Regions from separate parts of the Homo sapiens genome. Here region 1 is linked to region 2. A link is a loop called in an ENCODE intact Hi-C map of the cell type or tissue named here. Cell type or tissue: A673. All regions are shown on one strand. Links, peaks and the distances in the headings refer to the core of each region. The heading gives the core; the rest is flanking DNA.

Evidence for each region. Hi-C counts contacts between places; a loop is a spot of excess contacts. Peaks named below come from ENCODE experiments on the same cell type or tissue, not always from the same donor. Only the 100,000 strongest peaks of a DNase experiment are listed, where the experiment ranks them.
Region 1: a loop joins it to region 2, with 6 times the contacts of the local background. A loop is called at or near these places in 6 of 110 quality-filtered maps.

The regions. Positions count from the first base shown.
Region 1 is chrX:45,798,254-45,805,752 of GRCh38, forward strand. No RefSeq gene overlaps it. Among named protein-coding and RNA genes, the nearest start is that of MIR222HG, 32 kb to the left of the region's middle. RefSeq lists enhancers at 3,627-4,205, 4,868-6,067. In A673, for the core only: a CTCF peak has its summit at 3,495 (motif pointing right); a DNase peak (open chromatin) is centred at 3,488; H3K27ac peaks cover 953 bases.
Region 2 is chrX:46,315,750-46,323,248 of GRCh38, forward strand. No RefSeq gene overlaps it. Among named protein-coding and RNA genes, the nearest start is that of LINC01186, 8.2 kb to the right of the region's middle. In A673, for the core only: no CTCF peak of the experiment used is centred there; a DNase peak (open chromatin) is centred at 3,002; H3K27ac peaks cover 2,455 bases.

The DNA of each region.
Region 1 (7,499 bases), core at 2,332-4,831, 520 kb before region 2:
GCTTCAACAGCCTGATTCTATAAGCACTTGAAGTGTTCCTGGTTTGCAGTGATGAAAGTTCATCTTTAAAAACTAAAGAACTACTACTGTAGCCAATGGTTCAACAAAGCACATATGTTGAGAGTCAATGAAAGAAAATTAATTAGGAATAAGAGAATTTGTACTAACATAATTTCTGCAAAGTGAAATGTCTTCTCTCAATATTTATAGGGAAAACATGGATCCCTCCTTTTCTCACACCATTTCTTAGGCATATAACACTGTGCATAAAATGCCCAACTTATACCATTTTGTCCTAAAAAGCACAAAGCCATTTTTAATTACAGACAACTGCAAGAAGAACCAATACAACTCTTTTCCCACTTGCTGTAAGGGGAGAAATATACAGAGAGCCAGAATGTTACTGAAAATGCTTAATGATAAACTCAAGTTGCCAAAGATGGAGGTTTGTGAAAAATAATCAATCCTGCTAAACATTAATGTGAAAATGATCTCTTAGAAATCCAATCTCCAATAAACATGTCAACAGAAAGTTTTAGAAGTATATAGCTGAACAGGCAAATTATTTCTCCCATTTCCTTCGGAATGTTTTCACATTGCTCTTACAGTTCGGTTCATGAGATGTAATATGATCTAGTACACTGTGTAAATGGATTCATTTGGAAAGTCTCCTTTCATTCACAGGTCTGAAAAATGCTTGCTTGCTGCGTTCCAAAGGAGGCCATTTTATAATCAGTAGTTTTTATAAGATTTACTTTGCGTGCTTCTCATGTGATTAGACACTGGCAAGGTCAGCCCTGGTGTGGGGAACAACTGAGCATTAGCAAAATGCTCTTGCTTGAACGCTCACAAGCCTACAATGATCTGTTCTTAGCCCTCAGTTATTACCTTCCCAAGGCATCCATTAAGTTTCAAGTATTTTACCCGAAAGGAGTAATAAGTTAACAGCCACAAATGCATGTCTAAATGCTACATGCAAGTTTACTTCTGTCAGTAAAGAGAGCACAGGGTGGGAGGACACCTAAAGCTCCCCATGACCCAGTGGGGTTGCCTGAGTGGTAAGGAAAGGAAAAAAAGGGGAGAGGAGGGAGAGACAGTGAGAAGAGAGAGAAGCGTGACAGGGAGAGAAAAGGAGAAGCAGGGAAAGAGGGAGGAGGGAGAGAGGGAGAGGGACACAGGGAGAGTCTGGGGAAGGAGGGAGAGAGAGAGAGGAGGGTTCCTAATAGTAGGTGAGAAACTTAAAAAGACACTAAATTTCTCTGCTTCCCTACGTGGCCTTAAAGGCAGGTAATTCCATGTTTGCTTTCACTTTCAAACAACTTTACCTATGCATATAGGTGAAGCCTAAAATTAAAATGAATTGATAAAAAAAATTGAGAGGGCCCAATTACACAATCGATGGAAAAGCAACACGTTTATACCTCCCAGTCAGGAAGAGCATTCTGAGAAAGGAGACTTGCCAGCTTCCAAAGGCACTCAGCCTTGACAGCTTGGCTACTTCACGGGCTGACTGCAGCTCAAACACCTGTTGGTATCTTGGAGCCACAGCACATCCATCCTTCCCTCACGCCAACATCAACCTGATGGTGAGCTTTCTGAGTAAGGTGTCTTTGTTGGTTGGTTGAGGCCTTCACGTCCTTCTTAGTTTGGGAGGCACTTGCATTTCATATAGCATCACCACATCTATCGGAGTTGATTTGGGGAAGGTGGGTGTGGAGCAGTGATAAAGGAAAACGTTACATCTCTGTGGAAATTCCAGGCCTTTCCACTTCTTTCAGGTACACCAGAGTTCACTGTGGTCATTATATTCAGAAGACTCACACAGTGCAAAAGGCAGTATTTTGGGGAATGAAGCCATAAACCAGTAAAATAAGCCTCAGACTGTTTCCCCAATTTATTATTCTCATTATTCTCATCTCCCATACACAGTATGTTACATGGGGTGCAACAAAACCAAGAAGTTGTTTAAGGATCAAAAATCACTTCTATTTTTAAAAAATAACTTGTAATAGAAATATTTTTGCAATATTTAAGGCAGTAAAAATTTAGCACTCTTAGATAGCCCAAACTGTTACTTTAAAAACCAGATAAATATATATGATGCTTAAATGTGGCAAATATTTTGAAAACATTGACTAGTATTTAAGATATCAATTTTAAAGAATAAAATATTTGATTCATTAATTTGTCTTTTGTTTTAAAACTCAGTTACTGTCATAATAAAAAAAGTTGGCAAAATAAGGTTCACTTTTCAATTGCTTTGTAATTTGTCGTCCTTTTTCCTACCTCCCAGTGTGTGAGAGACAGCTACACAAGTTAAGGCAAAATATAAAACTCCCCTATGGCTCAATTTCCTTTTAAGTAACATGAGGAAATTGTCAATGATTTGTTTCTGCCCCTCATAACTTTTGAGAATAAGTAAAACTTATAAAGTACTTTGCAAATACAAAAAGCTGTTTTAAAAGATGGGGCAGGGGATGGACAAGCAGAATAAATATTTCTAGGTCAAAATTCTTATTTCATAACTACCTTTTAATTTTCTAAGTCTCCTGTATTTTCAAAATGTATTTTATAACAGCCACAATCCCTAGAGAAGCATTTTTAGTAAACACTCTTTGAACTGAGGAAGAACTGTCTCAGATTTGCAGCCTAAGGAGACACGATGACTAAAAACACTGTGGGATCCTGGATGGGATCCTGGAACAGAAAAAGGACATAAGTGGAAAAACTGGTGAAATCCAAATAAAGTCTGCAGTTTAGTTAGTAGTTCTGTACCAATGTTAATTTCCTGGCCTTGATAAGTATACCACGGTTAACAGAGAAAGCTGGGCAAAGGGTATATGGGAACTCTCTGTACTATATTTACAATTTTTTTTTTTTTTTTTTTTTTTGAGACAGAGTTTTGCTCTTGTTGCCCAGGCTGGAGTGCAATGACGCGATCTCAGCTCACCACAACCTCCGCCTCCCGAGTTCAAGCGATTCTCCTGCCTCAGCGCCCCCCCCCGAGTAGCTGAGATTACAGGCATGCGCCACCATGCCCAGAGGCTAATTTTGTATTTTTAGTAGAGACGGGGTTTCTCCATGTTGGTCAGGCTGGTCACGAAATCCCGACCTCTGGTGATCCACCCGCTTCGGCCTCCCAAAGTGCTGAGATTACAGGCATGAGCCACCGCACCCAGCCTATTTTTACAATTCTTCTGCAAATTTAAAATTAGTTCAAAATCAATAGTTTTTAAAAATCATTCTTTGAGTAAGAAAATCAATTGTTACATGTTTTATTAAGAACCTAACTCTTGGCCAGGCATGGTGGCTCATGCCTGTAATCCAAACACTTTGGGAGGCCGAGTCAGGAAGATCGCCTGGAGCCCAGGAGTTCAAGACCAGCCTGGGCAATGTGGCAAGACCCTGTCTCCGTAACGAGGGGAAAAAAAAGAACCTAAATCTAAATTAGTGTGTACTGTAATACATTATAGTGAAATGTTTCCACTAGATGGCACTCTGTTTTCTTCAGTGACCAGAGACACCTCTTCACACTTCTAGTATCCATCACCTGATAGAAATATTTCTTGAGCTTATTTTATAGCTCCAGTGGGCACACGTCTTTGTATAATTTATTCCGTGATTTGAGTCAAAAATATTGTTTGCTTTATTTTCTTAAAATGCCTTCTTTCAGGTTTCAAGCCTCACTATCATTCCAGAATTTTAAGACAAGGTTTGTGAATCCAGTCATTCAACATATTCAGTAAGCCATTACTTTGTGCCACTATTATCTCTACAGTCTGAGGAAACCCATTCTCTTTAGCATTGACCAACATAAAAACTGTCCATCCTCCTACACATTTGCAAACTGCATAAGATTCAAAGAGTAACTCTGAGCAAGGAGGAAACAAATGCTTTCCACCTTGTTTGCATGACTCTTTGATGATGCTGGACACCCCACTGATTTTTACTGCTTAAACAAAGGGTTAGCTATTCAAGAATAACTTCTAGCTTCCTTTTGTATGTCAAAGCTGAAAACCAAAGTTCTTTTTTAAATTAAAACCAAATAGCTAGGAGTTCACCAGTTCCAATGAGGTTCGGCTTCTGCACTCCAATCATATTTATTAATATCTATAGCATTTCCTGGTCCATTCAATAACCTCCTTAATAAAACATTTCTGTTGTCCATACTCCTCAGCTCATCACTGCTCTCTGCTGAAAAGCTCCAATAAACCCAAGACTCTAAGTTCCATCCAGTACTGAAGTTTCATTTTAGGAAAGGTATTTCAAACTTTGCTAATATGAGTTTTTTTTAAAGAAAAAACAAACTCATTCGGGGGCTTACATGTCAAAATGAAAATAGAGTCATGCTGTTTATTAACCAGTTTCCAAAGTGCTAAACCTAGATGAGATTGGAAAACTTTCAATCTCTGACTTTACAGAATAAACGCTTATAATACTTCAGAATGAATTGGAAATAGTGATTCTGCATAAGAGAGACGATACTTGTAATATGTGGCACTAGCCAAAACCAAAAGACACAAAAACAGGAGACACCCTCAATTTGGATTGAGGTGTCCTGCAAAGGCTTGAGGCAATTCTTATACCAAACGTCCATATAAATCCCTCTGAATTCATTTTTCATTTATATACACCAACAAAAACGCTGAAGAGTAGAATACAATAACCAAATTGGATTTTAAAAGTTATTTCCTTTTAAAATAAGCAATCTGCTCTAATTGTGAAAGCAAAACTCTTAGATAAAATTTTTCCTAAATACAAAAAATGTTTCCTAAATACAACACTAAGCTCTACAGGATGGTTTCTCTGGACCCCTTGCCCAGGGTCAAGTGAAGTTAGGAAAATGGAGTTTCAAGGAAAATAACATTTACAAAATATTTTCAAGAAGAATGAAAACAAAACATTCTCTGATCAACACACAGATAATAGAAAATTCCACAACAGACTATCCTGTCCTTGTACATTTTGATTGGTTGTATGTTTGCTCTATTTATAAATAATGTTATGATCTTTCATTTTAAAAAGATAGCATCTATGTTTACGAAAAAGATGGTTGGTCAGTTCTTGTACTTTTTTATACCATGATAAGAAAAAAAAAAAAACCCCTAAGAAGAAAAAGTCAAACAAACCTTTTATGGTTTCAGTTCACAGACATTACTGCCAACCTTGTTTTAATCAACTGGTTGCTCTTGCTTACTGGACATCTATGGTATTTCTTCAATGCAAAACAACGAGCAAGCTCATCTGCCAAGAACTCCCCCCAGGAGGCCAGTGGAAAAGAAGCCATACTTGTAAGAATTCTAAAGGAAACAAGAACTTTGTAAGGGTAAACGGAGTTACTTCCGAATTTCCCTAAGGGAATCCTTATTGTGACCACTTCAGCTGCCTTTTGTATTAAAGCAACCTTTAAATAGCTCTCCTTCTACTTATATTCCTCCTAAATTCACTATTGTTACTCATTATGAGTTCACCAATATTAGTCAGCACAAGTCAGTTAGTCACCATATTTTTTAAACCACCAAGCCCACCCACCCCAACCAACTTCTGGTTTTCCCTTCCCTTCGGTATTTTGCAACATTTGAGAAGATGAGTAACTATACCCAAGAAATGCTGCTGGGCTTCTTCTGTTTGCTTGTGGTCTAAACAGTGACCATATCTCCATTAAAAAAAGGAATGCAACTCTTCACAACTCTTTCCAGCCACTTTCTTCTCTCGTGAGAAGGTAATACCTGGGATTTAGGGAGTTACCTTCAGATTAAAAATTTATTCCGCATATTTTGCTTGGCCATCATTTCTCTTAAACTTATTTAGTAACAGGTCACACAGTCAAATTCATTTCTTTATCCAAACAATAAATAGGCAAATGGGCACCATTCTTTCTTTTGAAAGACCCTAGTCTATGGTTTCTGTCAATCACAAATAAGAAATGAAAAATGATCCTGGAAACTATGGCCTGTGTTGGCCTTCAAACTTATCTGTCAATTGAGGTCCTACACAAACAGCCCCAACATATCTTCTCTATCTGGCAAGACTTTCACAAATCCGCCATCACTATAACATGCTTGCTGGATTGAAAGAAAAAGCCTCCTTGCTCTGGGCAATTCACAGGGGCCTTGAAAGTTCCCCTGCCCCTCTGTCCATCCATCCCCAACCACCTGAAACCAAAGGCTCCTCGAGAAACAGAACTGGAAATGGAAATGGAAATGGAAAACTTCCCTAACCACCGTGACTACCAGCCACTTCCTGCTCTCTGGACTCACAGTGCACTGACATCTCATCCTTCCTAACCCACCATGTACCCACATCTTCCCTTCCCTACTCAACAGTTTGCTCCTTCCAGAGATTCTACCCTGAAGTTTCTCTGTTTTACCCACAACACCTGGCATTTGGATGAACATACTAAATGTCTGCAAAGCCAAACCTCCTTCATTTTTTAAAGGTAGGACATCCGAGACCCAGGGCAAATTCTTGTCCTACCCATGTGTGGGTTTCATTCAAGCAACCTGGAATAGCAGTGGTGTATAACTAAAATAAATAGCACAAAGGAGAATTCCCCCAGAGAACCAGTAATCACCATCTGCACCTCCTAATGAGCATGACAAATGTGTCCCTCACAATACTAAGGTAATCTGCCACTTCATAGGGACCTTTTCTTCCACATGGACAAATGCCACCATGAATTGCCATGGAATTGTCTATTTGGCCTTTACAGAGTGGCTGCATTGAACTAAGAGAGGGGTTTTGCTTGCTATGCAACATTGGGTGTAGACTTTCTCCTTGAATTTCTTATGAAAAGGAAAGATGGAAGAAAGTGGTTGTCAACATGCAAAAGTTTTTTAACTAGCCATTCACATTGGAATATGGAAAAAATCTTCACCTATTAATTGCTATACTTTCTCTCTCTTGTGTGTGTGTGAGGAGGGAGGAGGTGAGAGAACCAAGAGAAGAGCCAGGAACGATAAGGGAACAAACTTCATATTAGAGTAAACGTGATTTTTCCAATACGCTCATAGTATGCTATCATTCCCAATTACCTTCCCAACTGCACTTCTCATATAATGTATTTGGGAGGCCGAGGCAGGCAGATCACTTGAATCAGGAGTTCAAGACCAGCCCGGCCAACATGGTGAAACTCCGTCTCTACCAAAACTATAAAAATTAGCTGGGCATGGTGGCAGGTGCCTGTAATCCCAGCTACTCGGGAGGCTGAGGCAGGAGAATCGCTTGAACCCGGGAGGCAGATGCTGCAGTGAGCCAAGATCACGCACCGTACTCCAGCCTGGGTGACAGAGTGAGACTCTGCCACAAAAAAAAAAAAAAAAAAAAAAAATACCAGTACTTTGGGAGGCTGAGGAGGGAGGATCGCTTGAGGCCAGGAGCTCAAGACCAGCCTGGGCAACATAACAAGACTCCATCTCTATTAAAAAAAAATTATATATATCTCCATACCATAAGTATTTTGAATGAGAAAAATTAATTATGTATCATTATTTGTTATA
Region 2 (7,499 bases), core at 1,777-4,276:
TCTGAGCAATTTTAAATGCAAAGTGGGTTGAAAAAATCCATTTGTATTTACGGGACTCAAAGCTTCATGAAGGGTCACATGTGGTAGGTGCTACAGATTAACCACACAGCTAACACCGATGTCTCCATTTGTGAAACACCTTGCTCAATTGACTCCATCGTTCTTGGTATATCAGGCAGCCCTTGGTTCTCCCTCTTTCTGTAGACAATGGAGGCTATTTCTCCACAAAAGCCTTTGTTCACATTCCAGGGCTCTGCCCCGTGCCAGAATCCACTGTGTAGGCTCTGGCATGGGGTTTGATGTCATCAACAAGTTGATGAACCTCATGAAAATGCTCCCTTATCAGGCTAGTATCCTGACACACCTTGGGAAGGGAAGGGGTACAAGAACATGTCCTTTCAAATGTATTTGTATTTTTCTAAAGTACTTGTTATAAATGCACCAAAATGTCAGTGGATATAGCTGTCATAAAATATTCTTAAGACTCAGAGTAATAAATCATGGATATGTAGAAACAGAAGAAGTGCCTGTATAGTGTCTTCAAATAATCAAGGCCAAAATCACATGTTTCCTTAAATACCACACACTCGATGGTTGTATATCATAGGTACCAAGTTTTACTTAATTATTGGAATGGTACAAAGATTCTGGAGTCAGACTACCTAGTTCAGTCTACAGCTCTTCTGCAACTGCTTATGTGACCTTGGACAAGCTTCTTGGCTTTTTAGCTTTTTTTTTTTTTTTTTTTGGAAACAGGGTCTTGCTCTGTCACCCAGGCTGGAGTGCAGTGGCTCAATCACAGCTCACTGCAGCCTCAAATTCCCAGGCTCATGTTATCCTATCAACTCAGCCTCCTGAATAGCTTGGAACTACAGGCATATGGAACCATACTCGGCTAATTTTTTAAACATTTTTTTGTAGAAACACGGTCTCACTATGTTGTCCAGGTTGGCCTCAGACTACTGGGCTCTAGCCATCCTCCTGCCTCAGCCTCCCAAACTGCTGGGATTACAGGCATAAACCACTGCACCTGGCCCTTTTTCAGCTTTAGTCTCCTCATCTGCACTTACTTCATAGGGTTGTGAGGATTAAGCAGGGTTAAGCGCACAGCACCTGGCATATAGAGTAAGATGCAGTACAATGTATCTTGGTAAATAAATATAAAGCCAGAGGGCTGTGAGAGCAAAGAGGAGTCTCAGACACTTCTGAAAGGTTTCCTACAAGATTTGCTGGAATCTCCATGGTGGGGGGAAAAGAGAAACCTGGGACCAGAAGGACCAATAAAAGAAAGGTAGAGAGACAGCTAGGAAAAGCATTATGGAAGCACTTCCTCACTAGACGGTGAGCATGAGGAAGGTGGTGAGCATGAGGAAGGTGGTAAGCAGGCGTGATTTACATCTGTATCTCCTGAGCCCATCTGAGTGCCTAAGTATAGTGAAATTAAGTAGAAATCTATTGAACTAAAAGGATCTGGAAGCCTCCCAGAACTGGAATCAATGCAAAGGAAAACAGAACAATTCTCTTCCTGATCACCAGGCTGAGGCTGGGAACAGTTAGTCACAATCACAGGTATTGTTAGGGTCATTTATGAGGTGAGTCATAAGTAATTTGTTAACAATAACAAAGCGTGGAAGTGTCCCAATGATGTGCTCCTTCACAGATTAGAGCAGATTCAAGGTTATCACTATAGCAATGATGTAGCCCAATATGCTTTGTTGAGTGAGTTTGCTCCTGAGAGTGTGTTGCACACATTTGCATACTGATTGCAATGTAGATCAAGGCAAACAAGAAAAAATAAAAACAAATGAAAGTCAACTGATTCAGGCTAGAGAAGTATTGGACCTCTTCTGATTTTCACTGTGAGCGAGAAGTCAGTTCGCTGGCTCCATCTTTCCTCCCATGACCCACAGTAGGAACAGATCGGGGGAGGAGGGCAATGCTGCCTTTATTTATAGGAAGCAGCAGAGAAATCCTTTTTAAATGATTTATTTTAATAATGTAAAAAGTGAAACCATATAATTTGTATTTTCTTAGCACTTTGTGGATTATAAATATTCTCACATGCCTTATCACTTAGATGATCAGTTTGGCTTATGTGAAAGACCTGCAGTTGAAGGCTGACTTAGCAAGGATGTCATCTAAATGGGATCTGAGGGTTGGAGTCTTTATCCATGGAATACAAACCAGCCTGTGTTAGGAATTATGTAATCCATACTTTCCCAAAAGCACACCTCACACCCAATGCATCTTTAAAAAAAAAAAAAGGTTGGAAGTGAAGGGGATCAGGATATGCCACCATAAAATATGCTATTTCGGCATAAGGATTATTTTGAGCTGAAAGCAATTGAGAATCAACTGGTGCTGCAAAAGTTCTCTGCCTCCCTTTTGTCTGCATAAAAGTAGGGCATAAATTTATCATGAAAAAGGTGCCCTCCCTTTATCAGGAAGAGAAGCATAACTCTTATCACTGAAGATGGGGAGTTGATGCTGAGATCAGTCTGCATAAACAGAATTTACTAAAATAATCCTTCTCTTCTATTAGTTCCCCCCATATATTTCCTAGTGACTTTCCCACAATTTATCACCCCTAGAAGCTCCAACTCTCTTTGCTTTTTCTAGCCACTTTCTCACAATTTATTGCCCTTCATAAAAATGATATATAAGCCCTCATTATAACCACTTCTTTGAGACTTCTTTTCTGCGAACAGTCATGTACATAAAAATACTAAATAAAAACTGTACCTTTTCTCCCGCTAATTTGTCTTTTGTCAGTTTAATTTGCAAGTCCCAGGTATTGAACCTAAGACGATAAAGGAAACGTTTTTTCTTCCACAACAGAAGGAAGGGATGGAGGAAGGAAAGGACTGAGGGAGAGAGGGAGGGAGCAAAGGAGGAAGGGAGCGAGGGAGGGAGGGAGAGAGGAAGGAAGGAAGGAAGGAAGGAAGGAAGGAAGGAAGGAAGGAAGGAAGGAAGGAAGGAAGGAAGGAAAATGTTTTTCTTTTATTTGTCTGACACTCAAGCAACTTTGGGATTGTATCTCTTGGCTTCCAGTTTGTCCTCCAGTCTCACAAGGCAGATAATAGCAGGAAGGCCTAGATGCTGACCATGGAAACCTGAAATACATAGTTGAGGGCATATCACTTTCTCTCCAGAACCAAAGCCTTTACCCTGTTCTCCCACAAAGCCTCCTAGAGTCCACATCAGCCCCACATCAGCACTCAGTAGAGACTGGCTCTAAATCTCTCATCACCGTGGGTTGTCACACCTAGATAAGTCCTGTGATTTAAACAGTGACCTTTTCAAATGGCTTTGCCACTTAATTACACAGACTGTACACTTATGAGTAAAAAGAAACATACCTCCACGTACAATCACTGAGACAGACAAGGTAGAATTCTTTATTTATTATTATTTCAGGATTTTGATGTGATTGTTTGGTATCTGCTAGACTCAATGGACATGTAACTTCACAACTGAAGACTTCTTTTACTTCATTTCACACCCCGCAACATGCCAGTTATTTTTCTAAAATACAAATCTTTTTATGTCATTCACCAACTCAAAATTCTTCGGTGGTTAATTCCCCCATTGTCTATAGAGAAAAATTATAATTCTTTAGCTTGACATACAAATCCCTTTCAATATTTGAATCCTGCCAAATTTGTAGCCACAACTACCAATAGTCTACTCCTCCCCATCCCCCACAATAACATATTAACTCCAGTCATATCATATTAGTTCTGATTCCCTGAAAAACACCATGATTTTAAGGTAGAAGTCTTTATTCCCATTTTAGTGAATGTGATTCACTCCAATACCTTCATCCCCTAACAGGACTGTAAACATCTTGAGGCCTTTGATCATGTCTTTTTGCATTCTTTGCAATGCCTTGGCTAGAGCTAGACACATAATGACAAATGTTAAATGGTTACCTATAGAAACATTGGCCTCCCTTGGTTTTATTAAATTCTTGCTACCAAGTTTTTGGTGCTGTTATTGTTTTTTTGGGCTATTTCTCTGCCTGAGTGCTATCCTTCTATGAGGACACCCCAAATGGAAGTATACTATGGGTAACTATTTTAAAAATAAACAAATCAGCAAAGTAAAACCCAGGCAGGCTGAAGCCAAATGTATCACTTCTTGCACATGCTAATGGGTGGCATGGGGCACCGTTTGCAAGAGACAGTTACAAAGTTCTAACTTACTTATCTAGTAATGTATTTACAATGAATCCTTTGTAGCAACAGATCAAAGAACAGCATTTATTAACCTATATCTGTATTTGATTGTACAGCAAATTAGCACAAACACACACCCAGAGATCAGCTTCAATTTCCTCATGCAACACTGGCTCTCTAAAGAGAAATAAATTTTCTGACCCAGAACAAAGTTTTGGAAAGACAAATTTTTGAAAAACAAGCATTTATAACGGCATTTATAATGTTAATGGGGTTCAACTTGAAAAATTACCCAATTGGCTCATGAGAAAACATACTTCTTTAATAAACTGCTATGAGTGGGAGTGGGCAGGAGTTGGGGAGAGAAACAGTGGAAGTAGTGAGAGCATGATAAGTGAAGCAAAGAAGAAGACGTGTGTGTGTGTGTGTGTGTGTGTGTGTGTGTGTGTGTGTGTGTGTGTGTGTAGACCTGTACACAAAACCTCCATTATTTTTATGCTTTCATTTCTACACAGCCAGATAATGTCAGGTAAAAGTATAACTTATGACTCAGTCAGAGCAATGCTTTTGCTTTGATATATCGATGTTGGCTGAGTCAAGTAAGGGTGGAGATGGCAAGAGAAAGATAATAAGTAGCAAATATATGTGTTCAGCGGAAAGACAAAGCTCTCACTTTGAAGAGCTGAGTTCAGAGGTTTCAAAGGGCACACAGGAAATGCTCCAACAGCATAAACTGGGCCCCAAGCGCCATTCCAGCCAACTTTCAGCCCTCCACATGGCTTTATCTGATCTCATGATTCTCTGTCTCCAGAACCAAAGTACCCACAAAGAAGAATGGCTTTGTGATAAAAATCAGATCAGGGCTTCGATCACTTTTATGATCACTAGAGACCTGGAGGTATAGAGATGAGAAGGTAAAAGGCAGACAGTCAGACTATGGTGGGTTCCCCTGAGTTATGGGGAAAGTTATAAATTATTTACTAAGGCACACACAGTGCCTGTTTTTATGACGAATATAATAGCCTGAATACCAAAAGAAAAACTAAATTGAGCTCTGAATCAGGTCTGAAAAACATTACAAACCCATCTCTATCTTTCAAAACTATATACAAGACAGCATTTTGGTAATTTGATGTATGTAAACTGAGCCTCAGTTACCCACTTGGGCCAAAAAAGGAGAAAAACAGGCATTTAGGGCTTGCCGTTTTCCTCTTTGAGGTTAAAAAAAAGTCACCAATATGAAGTAATTAGAAATTAAGTCCAGGAGACCAAATTATGAGTTCTACTATTTTCCCAACATAAAACGCCATCCGCAGAGCAGAAAGATGAAATTTCATAGAAAGTCTTCAAAGAGGAAAAGCAATGGTCTTTTCCCTCTGCTACTCTGTAGTTTGTCCTCATCTTGTGGGAATTGGGGCCCATGGTTAGGAGAAAAGAGTGTGTACTTTCAGTATAATAGCAAAACAGTTACAGTCAAAGACATTGTGTGGGAGAAGAGTATATGCTAGATTTACATCAGATTTGAGAATCAGGTACCACTGGTTAACATGGAAGGTTTCACAGAAAATTGTTTATGTCAGAGGAGATGGTGCCCAAGATTTCAAACATCTGGCTATATAAACATCCATGGGGAATCAGTATAGACATCACAGATAATTCATGGGAGGTAGTTTGTACTCATAATTGGATATTTTCACAAATGTTTTCTTAAGAAAAACCATAGAAAATGAAGTTGGCCTTAGAATAACTGAACACTCTGATAAGCAATATACCCCCAGAAATGTTCCAGACTTTTGCTGCTTTACTCCTATCTCTTTAACAAGTGGAAAAACTCTTCTTCTTTACAACCTATGTCTGTATCTGGTACTGCAACACTCAAAATATCCACTTTATTGAGAGGCTACTGATCATAAAGAAAGAAAAAAAATGTAGATAGCAATGCTGTGGTTTATCACATGCTGCACAGAACCAATGTGAACTTCCCTTTTTTGATTCATAGAATTCTATGTATTCATAAAATTCAAACAATAAACATGGCTCCTCTAATGATTTCTCTCTTTGCTTGATTTCACTGGGAGACTAGCCTAGTGCCTCCCTCTGATAGCTCAGGAGTCCCTGGGCCTCTGTTATCAGCCTTTGGACTTGGATTAGAGAAGTTATTTTCTTTAATTGATCATGAATTTACAGTCAATGGTATATAGTCACTCTGTCTAAGCAGTTCTGTGAGTGGAGGGCAGGAAAAATAAATTTTCAGAATAATCGGAACGTCTGAATCCAGGAAATTTTCCTGGACTGCTGGGACTTAGTAAGGCAGCAATGTAAAGGTAAAAAGCAGTGGCCCTCAAGGCAGCAAACCTTGGATGCATGGCCATGAGGGTCTTACTTGCTATCTCTCAGAAGAAGCAGCATGCTAGAGCGGCCTCTAAGAAGAGCTCAAATCTCTGCTCTTCTAGCACAATGCTAAATCATGTGTTTCATAGAAATGGGGATGGGAGTGGGTGAGTGGGTGCAAATCCACTAACTTTTCTTGAGCAGTCAAAGTCAAGCAAGCACTGCTAATGGTGGTGATTGCATCTGGATCAATGTAGGGGAGGAAAAATATCCTTTTCTCTACCTATCCTAGGTTTATGGCCTGTAACAAAAAGCAGCTTAATCAGAAAACCATACAGGTTTATTTCAAATAAGTTTTACGTGACATGAGAGCCTTCATAAGGAAATGAAGACCAAAGAAACAGGTACATTTGAGTGTTTTTATTCTAGGTTTGATGAAGAATGAACAGTCATGGAGAAATATGATAGGACAAAGAATATTATCTAATGGTAATAAATGGGGCAGGGACTTAACGAGGCCTGTTTGTTTGAATTTTTCTCTGTGTTCCTCCATTTTCAGAGATAAGGATGCTTTTTCCTTCCCTGTAGGTCTAAGGAGGGCATCTGTCAGATGAGGGTCATATAACCTACTTTAGGGGAAGGTCAGTGTATTAGTTGGTTTTCATGCTGCTGATAAAGGCATACCTGGACTGGGCAATTTATAAAAGAAAGAGGTTTAATGGACTTACAGTTCCACGTGGCTGGGGAGGCCTCACAATCATGTTGGAAAACAAGGAGGAGCAAGTCACATCCTACGTGGATGGTGGCAGGCAAAGAGAGAGAATGAGAGCCAAGCAAAACGGGCTTCCCCTTATCAAACCATCAGATCTCATGAGACTCATTCACTATCACAAGAACAGTGCAGGAAAGACTCGCCCCCATAATTCAATCACCTCCCACTGGGTTCCTCCCATGACATGTGGGAATTGTGGGAGTTACAATTCAAGATGA